Regions from separate parts of the Mus musculus genome. Here region 2 is linked to region 1. The links are chromatin contacts, found by Hi-C or POLR2A ChIA-PET in ENCODE. All regions are on one chromosome and are shown on one strand. The core of a region is the stretch at or near the end of the contact, and the rest is flanking DNA. Distances in the headings are between cores, read along the strand shown. Region 1 has its middle 43 kb from the start of Rnu6. Region 2 overlaps Gm41530 (a long non-coding RNA gene).

Region 1 (5,886 bases), core at 2,323-4,822:
GTGTGACTTTCAATCTGTAGGAAAAGAACACCTTGATACCAGTGCAGACCATACAATCCATATACTCATGCATTCATCCATTCCGTGTGTTTTAGTCAGGGTTTCTCTTCCTGCACAAACATCATGACCAAGAAGCAGTTGGGGAGGAAAGGGTTTATTCAGCTTACACTTCCATACTGCTGTTCATCACCAAGGAAGTCAGGACTGGAACTCAAGCAGGTCAGAAAGCAGGAGCTGATGCAGAGGCCATGGAGGGATGCTCCCACATGGCTTGCTTCCACTGGCTTGCTCAACCTGCTCTCTTATAGAACCCAAGACTACCAGCCCAGAGATGGCACCACCCACAAGGGGCCTTTCCCCCTTGATCACTAATTGAGAAAATGCCTTAGAGCTGAATCTCGTGGAGGCATTTCCTCAACTGAAGCTCCTTTCTCTGTGATAACTCCAGCTGTGTCAAGTTGACACAAAACCAGCCCAGTCCACCGTGTTTATTTAGTTCTGGACTTCATCAGAGCAGTGCTTGTCTCTACACTCTTTTCTTTATTTTTCAAGCTTTGCATTGCTGGGGTGCAGCATCCTGATGGCTGTTTGTTGTTGCAGCCACTGAACCTACAACGCTGTGAAATGATTCAGTAGCTCTAATAGATTTTCTAGGGGGTAAGGTCTTAGAATTTTCTGTCAATATTATTGGCAAAGATAGATGGATTCTCTTCTGCCTGAAGTCTGTCTGCTTCTCCGGGGCTCTTGAGATGATACCAGCGCCCAGTATGTGCCAGGCAAGGGCCATAGCAGAGCTACGTGCCCAGCCCATAGTGTGTGCTGTCTCTTTTATAGGTTGGGTTCTCTGGACCATGCACGGTCACACACAGTGGTTATGATGCAACCTCCCTTGTTTAGACTTGCAAGTGTCTTTGGTGTGATGTTGCATTAGGTGATCTTGTTCTGTCTGTGTTTTGTCACATCACGTGTCTCTCTGCTCTGGTTATTCGCTTAGTCACAGTCATACATGTGTTTCACAGCCTCTGCTGGGACAACCAAACTCTCTCTTCCTTGTATCGTTACAGTGACTTTTCTTAGTTGGTGTTCATGGGTCAGACCCTAGTTGCAGGTCTAGAATGAGCTCCACTAACCACTGTATGATTGCTTTTCTTCTCAGACAGTGTGAGAAGCTGCAGAAAGGAGGGCAAGAGCAGTACACGGCCTCACAGTTCCCCCAGGCTAAGGTCAAAGCACACTCAAGGCTGTTTGGAGTAAGATTGCTAACTGGCTTTAGCAGTGGTGGATGACAGCTCAGAGTCCCCAGTTCTTTACTGTGTGCTGTGTGATACTGGAGTCAATACTAGTGATTGACATTGAAATTACACACACACACACACACACACACACACACACTTGCTTCAGCCAGATTACAAGGTACGTAGAATTACATGACAAGATGCTACCATTGAAGCTATTAAACTCTAAACTCCCTGGGGCCTCCAGTCTCTTGAGGGTTAGGTGCATCATCTCTGAATGAACACAGACCCAGCAGTCCTCTACTGTATATGTGTTGGGGGCCTCATATCAGCTGGTGTATGCTGTCTGATTGGTGGTCCAGTGTATGAGAGATCTCGGGGGTCCAGATTAATTGAGACCCCTGGTCCTCCTACAGGATCGACCTTCTCCTCAGCTTCTTTTAGCCTTCCCTAATTCAACAACAGGGGTCAGATGCTTCTGTCCATTGGTTGGGTGCAAATATCTGCATCTGACTCTTTCAGCTGCTTGTTGGGTCTTTCGGAGGGCAGTCATGATAGCTCCCTTTTTGTGAGTGCTCCTTAGCCTTAGTAATCGTGTCAGGCCTTGGGACCTCCACTTGAGCTCCCACTTTGGGAGTTAAGAGGTCAGATGGGGTCGGTGGTGGGAGCACCCACGTGGAGACAGGGTGGGGTGAGGAGGAGGTGTGGGATGTGGAGCAGTCAGAGGGTGGATGGGGTAGCGGGGAATGGAATATGGAGTGTAAAAAATAAGCTAAAAATAAAATAAATTTTTAAAAAGAAAAATCTACATAGTAATAATAATAATAGCTATTATTATTACTTAGGGCACTAGGCAAACAACCCACTATAATATTTGTATTCTTACATATATGTATTATTATTTAGAGAATAAATGCATTTTTGTCTATTCATTAAAAAAAAGAAAAAAGAAACTGCTAAGCTCTGTGAATGTACTGTTGTCCAGTAAATCAGACACTGTGGAAAACATACCGGTGTGTTTATTGGCATTGCATGATCACGACAGGCAGCAAGAAGAGCTCCGTGTGGGCACGAAGGAGATGGGGAATACGAGACGATCAGTGCCAGGGTGTCTAGGCACACCAGAACTTGAGGGGGCACATAGATTCTCCCCTAATGCCTCCAGGTGTGCAGCCTTGCCAGCACCCAGATTTCTGCCCAGTGACAGAGTTATGGGCCTCTGGCTTGAGAGAAAGGGTCCTTCTGCCCTGTCTGCCCAGACCTCCAGGTGCTTCACGGTGTAGCCATCGGACCTAACACACTTGGGACTTGACTTTCACAGTCTAGCAACAGAAAGGAGTGTCATTTAGTTTCCAAGTAATTGGAGGTTATTCAGAGTTCCATTACAGATTGCAAATTTAGTTCCCATGTGTGCGTTTGGTGTCAAGATCTAATCCATGGCTTTGTGCATTCTAGGGAATTGCTCTACCACAGGGTGGGTATGCCTCCAGTTGGAGGAAGCACCCTGTGTGTGATCTTGGTTCTGGTCACTGTGTAGACTTGATTTAAAGTCCAAAGTATGGCCTGTTTTGATCCATGTTCCATGAGCATCTGGAAATCATTGCAGTCTGTACCATGGACTTAGCAGGCTGCTAATGTCCACTAGGTCAGGTTGGCTTGTGGAGTTTCCAGAGTCCTCTTTCCTGGCTTCTTTTCTCTCTGGCAGAGATGAGAAGGGAGCTTGATGAAGCTGTGGCTTTATCTCTTTTCTTTCTCGTTGGTGGTTTTTTGTTTTGTTTTGAATAGTTATTTATTTTATGTGAGTATTCTATCTGTATGTACTTCTGCATGCCAGAAGGAGGCACCAGATACTTTATAGATGATTGTGAGCCACCCTGTGGTTGCTGGGAATTGAACTTAGGACCTTGGGAAGAACAGCCAGTGCCCATAACCACTGAGCCATCTCTCCAGCCCTCTCACTGGAGTTTATTCATGAGCTTTGGAGCTGTTAGTGAGCACTTCTATCTATAAGTAGTAAGTGGCCATGCCCAGGCTTCCATTCATCTCTCATGCTTCTGAATTGAGCTTATTTGGATCTTTAAGTCTAGACTGGCAGCTCAATATTACATATTTATTTCTGGGACTCACAGACAGCTGCTAACACACAGCAATCAGACCGAGAGTGGACACTGCCTCATTCCCAGGACCGGGGACAGCAGGGATACCCTGGAGCTTGGTTAGTAGCTACTTGTGGTTCCTTCTTCCATGGGCAGTGCCCCAGTAGGCACGTGTGGGCGTGGCTCCAAAATACCCAGGATGTTCTGCATCATATCCATCCTATCAGACATCTGCGTGCGACGCAGGGTGACACAGAGCTCTGACTCAGGACCAGCAGCAGCCAGTCAACCTTCATGACTTTCCTCTCCTCTGGCTTGGTGGCAGTGGGAGGTCCTCTACTGAGACGGGGAGCCTAGGAGAGAACTGGGGGGGGGGGTGAATAGTTGGCAGGCACTGGGGGAAATGGGTGTGCCATCATGTTAGTCACTGCTAAGGAAACGTGCGTGTTCCCAGACTCACTGGACCAATACACCCTGTTTATAACCATCGTGGGAGACTAATTTGACTTGGAACTTTTTTTTTTAAGGGAAGAGTTAGGAAAAGACTGGAATTTGGAGCTGGACTCTCCATCTCTGAGTGTTTTACTTTTGGGTGGGCGATATGCTTTACTGAATAATCACTCTGTGTGTGGGTGGTCAGACAGTTTTCTTCTCCGCTCAAGTCCAACAATAGTTTGACTGAGTGTGAAATTCTCACATTCCTATTCTTTCCCTCGAAGTCTCTATAATCACTGCTTCTAAATTTAGTGTGGCAACTGGGACTTCCATGTGGGCTCGAATCTCCTACCTCTGCGAGCTTCTTCCCTTATCAGGGGACCCAACAGCTTCTTTTGTCTCCTGCCTAGGGAGAGGGAATGGTCCTGCTTGCATAAATGTGTGTCTCCCATAGATGTCCTCCATTCTCTGTGAAGACTGTCTTCCCTTGTCTTAGGGGATTTCTCTCTCAGTCAGAGTTGGCCTCTTCAATCTCCACATGGTTGTGCTTTCTAAGTATATGGCTGAAACTGCGCTTCAGAGAAGCCACCAGAGACTTGCTGGCATCAGATCATGAGCATGTACTGTGACTCTGGATTGGGGGGGGGGGGGCTGCCTGAGGCTGCAAGGGTGTGACCTTGTTCCCTGGGTCTGTAGTACTATCAGCGGTTACTGCAGTTGCTTTGTCCTAATATTGATGGAAATCAGTTCATTTTAATTTTTTTTGAGAGAAAGTTGCCAGGCTGCTGTGGAGTCCAAAACCCCCTGGTCTTAGCCCCAGGTAAAAGCTGTCAAGCCGGACTGGATACAAAGTTTGCAAGCCATGAGTGGAACTACAAGTGTCCCTAAGACCCAATGTCACGGCCACCCCTCACCTCCACCCTATTCAGTTGACCAAAGTCAATGAGGAAGGGCCAGAAAACAAACTCAAAATGGGGAGCAGTCACCCCCAGTCACTTGGCCAAAGTGGTAGCTTGAGCCCTGCAGCAGACTACTGACGTGCCAGTGAACAGTGGGTTTCCTGACCCTTCGTCTCTTAGTTATCTCTTTCTCCCCATTATTAGACATTGGGAGTTGATCCAGGAATATAAATATGACCTATAACTAGCTTCATTAATAGCAAATAGTGCAAAATCTAGTTTTCAGGTCCAGGCAGAGTTTGGGGAAATAGGCTCTGTCTTGGGTACTGCCAAACTCAAGTAGGTAGAGTGTTCTGAGCATGCCCATAGGAGGACAGGTGCCCTCTTACCTGCTGACACTGACCGTGGGTACAAAACACTTTATACCAAGCCAACCTAGGTAGGCCCTTGACACCAACGCTGAGCCATTCATTGAGGCAGCCGTGTGGGGGACTACCAGTTGAAGCTGATGAACTGAAGCAGAGTGTAAATGAGGTTCATGCTAGATTTATAAAGCTTCAGAATTAAATGTAACTGTGGCCTGCCATTCCTAACGTATCAAAATGGCCATGTTCTGATATATCCGGTTACATAAACTGTTTCTTTATAATTAATTTTATCTGTTGCTGTTTAATCTCTTGCCCTGCCTCTAAGGAGCAGGGAGAACAGTGTGCCTCAGGGATGGTCTCCTCTGGACACTGTCCAGCTGCTAGCGTGGCCACAGAGTTCTTGTTTGAGCAGCCAGTCTTTCTGTCCTGTTTATCTGCTTGGCCTTTTATTGTGTTTTGTCTTATTCTGTTTTCTCAATGATGCATTAAACAAAATCCTTTGTCTATTAAGTGCAAAGGAGGAATACTTTGGTGAGGAGAGAGTTAAAAAGCAGCCCTAACTGGTGTCCTCTAGACTTCCATAGCACCGTGTCTGTACCTCTGTCCACCAACACTGTAGCGCCTCCACAATGCTCATCAGAGAGGGCTTTCCAGCAAGTGAGACAGTCAGCCTCTGTCACTAGAAGCTATGCCCTGCTGACCAGCCAGGCAAGTAAGGAAGCTCTGTCTAAACACTGGAGCTTAGTAAGTAAATTAGGTGATGGCCGGGAGTCCCAAAGGACATGCCTGTTTCTCCTATGACCGCAGTGCAGCATCTTCTATCTCTCCATGCTTCTCAAGGAAACATACATTT
Region 2 (5,886 bases), core at 1,728-4,227, 180 kb before region 1:
ATTGAAGAGCTGGTCCTTTGGCACGGTGAGAGAGAATAGGCTTGGAGAATGACAATTCCCAGTGCCTCCTCCTCATCCTGCCTCTTCCTTACCCAATCCTTGTTATCTATCAGGGCACTGGCTTCATAGAGAAGGAAGTTCTCTGCAGATCTTCCTGTCCCACCTCAGCTACAGAGGCATCAGGATCAGGGTCCTCTGCCCGGGAAATAGTCTGTGGCTCTCCTAGGAGCCTTGGGATGTGGGGTCACTGATCTTTCCTGCTCAGGTATGAGCCTGTTCTTGATACATCCCAGCCCCCACTCTTCCAGGCCGTCTCTGTCATCTTACTATCACCAACACATTACTTTAGACATACTCTCTTAAAAACAAGCCGCTTTTGGAAGACACACCCCAGGAAAGCAGTCTGCTTTGCTTAGACAGGCCTGTGGTCCTTTCACCCATTCCGTGGGAGCTTGGGAGCGGGTGGGTGGGGCTCTGCTTGAACTGGACTTATCTAGGTTCTGCTGGGTTTGAGTCAGCTCTTGGGGAAGACTGCCATCAATATGTGTCCCTCGTCATATCCCAGGGTCCCCGAGCTGTGGTCTCCATTGCTGTTACTAGTGTGTCTGTGTTCCTGTCTACGGCTAGGGAGCTCTTGAAGGCCAGTGTTTATCTCTTCCACATGTTCCCCACTGTTGTGGTCCTGCCAACATGAGGCACCACTGCTAATGAGAGAGGAACTCAGACTGGCTGAGTCCTTCCCTGAGCCAGGCCTCTCAGTGGGATGTAAGAAACCGAGAGAGAGGCAGTTATGGCTGGACTGACCGACGTGCAATGTTCTGGGAACAGCTGAGGCTCTGAAGTAGCAAAAAAAAGTCCAGGAACATGCGAGATAAATGGGCCTCGCCAGACCCAGCTGCTGCAGGTTGGCTTCGTCTTATCACCTTTCCTTATTGACTTTGAAGCCACAAAGCTTGCTTGACCCAGAAACTCAGTGAAAGAAAATGTTATCTGCTGTTGCCTGGCACATCTTGGGGCGTGAGGTCAGAGGTGGCTCATTGTGGACAAAGCGAGCAAAGGTGACAGCACATGTGAGCAGGCGCTGCTAACCAGCGAAGCTGAGGGAAAAATTGCCTTCAAAGTAAACAGGCACTCTACTCCAACCCTCGTGGACTCCTAAGTGCCCAATGGATAAACTGAGTCCTAATGTCAATCAAACCCTTGAGTATAGACTCAAAGAGGCTCATGGGAAGGGACAAGATGCTATGAAAGAAGCCAGATGGCATTACTTCTTCCTGTGTCCCTCCCTTCTACCCTACACATCAATGAGTCCCATGAGAGATTTCCATTCATGTGCATGCTGGGTATTATTTAAATCAAAGCAAATCTCTCTGTCTCCTCAAATCTGTTATGGTGATAAGGTCCAAATTTATTTATTTATTTATTCATTCATGTGAGTACATTGTAGCTGTCTTCAGACATACCAGAATTGAGCATCTGATCCTATTATAAATGGTTGTGAGCCACCATGCAGTTGCTGGGACTTGAACTCAGAACCTCTGGAAGAGCGGTCAGTGTTCTTAACCACTGAGCCATTTCTCCAGCCCAAGATCCAGAATCTTTTACAACACACCTCTGCTACCATCAGAAACCAAGTGCCACAAGAATACTGCCATGGCGACAGGGTGGTGTCCCTGGATGCAGGATCTGTGGCTACTTCAAGGAATCCCAGAGGTTACTGGGACAATGAGTGGAAGGAAGGGCCACTTCATACAGAAGGTATGACTCCTGAGGCTAGTGGCTTGCAGATGGAGCTGCCTGGAACATGGACAGATTCTGTAGATGGTCACCTCTGATGGCCTGGGGTTTCAGGAAGGTTGGCTATGTCTTGCCACCTTCCCTTATCCACTGTGAAGCGATAAATCTTGGTGGTAAGGCAGAGCTCATGCTGGTCAGACAGAGGATGGGAGTGTGGATAGTGTGATAAAATACTATCATGTAGTGTTTGAAATATGCAGTCCTGTGCGGGAAGCATTCTCACCAGGCAACCACTATCACCAACTGCCCATCTTCAGGGATTTTCTAGTTCCCCAAAGTGAGACTGTACCCACAAAACAAAGGCTTCCCCTTCCCTGACTCCACCCACCTCCAAGCCTGGCCCCCACCATCTACTTTCTGTTTCTGGGAACTCATTTCAGAGGAGTCACGGGGAATTGTTCTGCTGTGACTTTCATTACTTCACGCCCTGTCATGTCTGCAGGACCCTGCTACGGTGGCATGCCTTGGTGCTTCCTCTGTTTGTCAGGCTGAACAAAACTCTGCTTGTATAGATATGCAGATGGAATGGGATTTTAATATCCCAACACTACCTCAAACTTTGCAAAAATATGTCCTGGCCATCTTTATTTTCTCAGCTGTCTCTAGTGATCGCTGTCTAGACATGGCAAAGCATCATGGAAGTGGTTGTGCTTTCAAGTGCCCAAGACACCCAGAAGAGGAGTTGGGGAGCATTATCCTCTGAGGGGTGTTCCTAAATGCCAGAGCACAACACATAGTGAAGGGGAATGCCTTCCTGAGTAAGCTCTGGGGGCAGGCAGGCAGACAGGAGAAAACAAAGTCTCACACCCGTGACCGGGGTCTCCCTCAGACACCAGTTCAGCTGGTATCTGTTAATTCAGTTTTAACCCTGACTTCCTAGAGGCAGCATCAGATGCTGCAGGTCGAGGGTGCAGGCTCCAAGACCATTGCCAGTTCAGGAGGCGATGGCGGTTCCCAGCTGTGACCCGTACAGATTAGTTAGCTGTAATCCAGGGCCTCACCACCTCTTCATTCAGGGTCTGTTCATTTCCTGGAGCAGCTCAGGGGACTCAGCAAGACACATGCTTTTTCAGATGGTTAAAGAGGGTACTAGAAGCACACAAGGCTGTAGAGGAGGAAGGGGTGGAGCTTCCGGAAGGGGTGGAGCTGCCACACCCACTGCCCTCCCGCTGCCTGAAACTCACTGACCTTATACTTATGGGGCGGCCTTAGAGCCTTCCCTAGAGGAAACAAGCCATAATCCCTCTTCTCAGCTTCGTTGTCCCACCCATGTAACTCTGCCGCATCCTGTAGAGCAACTCCAGTCACAGCCGTCCCACCTGTACGCAAAAAGATCCAACCTCCACTTGGGAGATTCTAGGGCCCTCAGGAGCTGTAGGTCAGGAGCAAGGACAAACGTGAGGTTTTCATGATATCGTGGAATCACGACATTGGGCGACGGATGAAAGGTGCTGTGTTGCTTCTGATTTGTGCCACGGTGTGTGCGCACCAGGGTTGTTTTTAACTCTACCCTAGAAAACAAAAGGACCAAACTGAAACCTGATAGCAATGTTCAGCAGAAAAAAGGACAGTATACCATTGTTGCTGCTCAACGGGTGGGACTCAGAGAACAATATCCTGCAGGATTCCACTACCCCCCCCCCCAACACACCCTACGGGATGTTTTCTCATGCTGAACAATTGGATCAAGTTGAAACAAACAGCATGTGGAGGTGCACAGTGAGACTTCTGGCTGAGAGCTCCATTTCCTGCCAGAGTCAGGCCACCTAGGCTCACTTCCCTGCCTTCTGTAACAAACACAGTGGTCCATAACTGAACACCTACCACAGAGGAAACTGGGCCTTCCAGACATCATCTCTGCCTTCAGACCCATCCAGGGTGCTCTGCACTGTTAGCCAGGCATCTAGCCCAACAGACCTTGTCACAGCACTAGTTGTGCTCTGGGCCCACTGAGTTCTCAGGAACCATGTTCCACTTCCCTGAAGGTTTCTGTGCCCACATGCCCCTCCCCTGCAGAAACAGGGCTCTGCCATTTCTGAATGGGGCTGGGCAGAGGACCACTGTCTCACCACTTTTGGTGAACCTGCCTTTTTTCCTCCCAGCATGGCTTTCTTTGTTTATTGTGTTGATTTTTGGAATGAAAGGATTCCCCCCCCCCCCCGCCCCCCTTTCCCTGCACACATGCAGAGAGGCTTTCTAGCTCAGTCACATCCACCAGTGTCCTCAAGGACAGTAAGGGTCTGGGTGACAGCCAGAGCTGGAACTGTCTCCCTCCAGGCTGCAGAGAGAAGACAGAAGCGGCTGGCTGAGAAGCAGGGAGCCGGGAAGAGGGAAACAGCTGCCCGCCTATCAGACCCATGATGGCTCCCTCCTCCCTGCTGAGATAATGCTTGAAGTGCATACTGATTTGAGTTGGAGGAGGTGAAGCTAAGAGGGCCTGAGCTGCAGAGGCGAGGTCACACTGACACATCTCAGAGCTGCAGCTCTCATTTAAAATTAGAGACCCAGATGCCCAGTGGATCCATGAACCTGGCAATATGGCTGCCAGAAGCCAGTCTTGTGCAGTGAATAGGTGGAGGCCCTCTACCATGGTGGAGTGTGTGTGTCAGCACTAGGGTGTGTGGCATGTCCTGAGCGTGTGAGGTACCACTGCAGCGTGGCGTGTATGAGATAGCATCATGAAAGCTGGACAGTCTTTGTTTCCGCTTTGGCCCTTAGTTCAGCAGGACTTAGCCACAACTAATCCCCGAGCACACTGGTCCCATTGACCTGCTTACAAAGACTGATGTTTAAAGAAGAATTTTTCCTAGGGGTAGGGTCCTTGTAACTTGAACATTTTCCATTTCTCTTCTGCTAAACTGTATCAAATCATTCTACTATTGCGTTATTTAGTATATAGTTATAATTATATATTTGTATGATTTTACAAATTAAAAAAAAAAACCAACTTGGTCCCATACAGAGCTGCCTCAAAAGGCATTGTGGGAAGTACCCACTTACTGCCAGGGTGAGAAGTCGCTGTGTTTTGGAGCTATCTGTTTGGGCTTTGTGACAGTACACCTTGGCATCAAGACACTTTCCCTGACTTCGCCCGGCTGGCCTCTGCAGCGTCAGCTCCGCACCTCGAAACGACTTTCTTCTTTAAACAAACCGCTCTAGAATTTGGACAGTAAATATGGTGAAAAACAATAACCGGGTAATACAATTTTGTTTGGAAACCCAGAAATAAAACTGGCTATCTGGCGACTCACACACTGGCCCTGGGAGATTCCACTGATGCTGTCAGCCCTGGGCTGGCCCTGCTGTGAGGAGTGGTTTCCTGTGGTGTCCACTTCAAAAGACAGCCTGGCCGCTCACATAGTGGCCGCTGATTAAAGAAATACAGTGTCCTCAATGGGCCATCTCCCACACAGCTATGGGTCATCTAACATTCCCTTTCCCTCGTTACTACACAGCCTGTGGTCTGTCCAGCCCAGAGCATCATGGAGAGCGGGACAGGTCTGTTTCTCTCTGGAAGATGTCCAACGCCAGACAATGGCTCCTTCACCCCATCCTCGAAACTGGGCTCGGGTTACTCCCTGCCCTGGTACCAGGAAATTTATTTTTAGATCAGTCAGGAAGACTGATGGGGGGTGGGGCGGGGGGAGGGCATGGATTCTGCAGGAGCAAACATTTGACAACTGGCTCTCATAGCAGAAAGACTGTGCCTGCCCGTTTGTGTTTACTTAGAGTAAGTCTTTCTGTGTCTTTCTGTCAGAAAGGGGCCAGGCAAACAATCAATAGACAGCGCCCTTCACCTCCTCCTCTCCCCGCCCCTTGCCCCCCCCCCCGCCCCCGCCCCCTCCCCCTCCCCCAACCTCCGGTGCAGATGGACTCTCACTAAGACAGTCAGGGAGTCAGCCAAGCTTTTATTCTCTTATTCTCTATTCTCTGTAGGCAGCTCTCGGAGTGTACCACAGTTCCTTGTTTTACCCGGAACCTTTTTGCAAACTGCTTCTGAACACCGCTCCCCCCACCCCCACCAACTTTATCATTAACCTGATGAGATCTGTTTCAGATATCTCTCCATTATCTCTCACATCAGTGCTG

Evidence for each region. A loop is a pair of places that touch in the nucleus more often than their neighbours do. ChIA-PET counts read pairs that join two places held with the same protein, here RNA polymerase II (POLR2A).
Region 2: a map of T-helper 17 cell shows a loop between it and region 1 (5-fold over the local background). The contact joins two enhancer-like sites. A Hi-C loop is called at or near these places in 2 of 37 maps with a recorded cell type or tissue (T-helper 17 cell and regulatory T cell). POLR2A ChIA-PET finds 5 or more read pairs at or near these places in 1 of 5 experiments (embryonic stem cell).

The regions. Positions count from the first base shown.
Region 1 is chr17:13,472,644-13,478,529 of GRCm38, reverse strand. No RefSeq gene overlaps it. Among named protein-coding and RNA genes, the nearest start is that of Rnu6, 43 kb to the right of the region's middle. Within about 2 kb of position 3,572, at least 2 of the 3 ENCODE cell types and tissues checked have a DNase peak (open chromatin) inside an H3K27ac peak, as active enhancers do.
Region 2 is chr17:13,656,367-13,662,252 of GRCm38, reverse strand. It overlaps Gm41530 (a long non-coding RNA gene), which reads right to left. Exons shown (of 2, transcript XR_876607.3): 1 at 3,117-5,886. Among named protein-coding and RNA genes, the nearest start is that of Gm41530, 3.5 kb to the right of the region's middle. Within about 2 kb of position 2,977, at least 1 of the 3 ENCODE cell types and tissues checked has a DNase peak (open chromatin) inside an H3K27ac peak, as active enhancers do.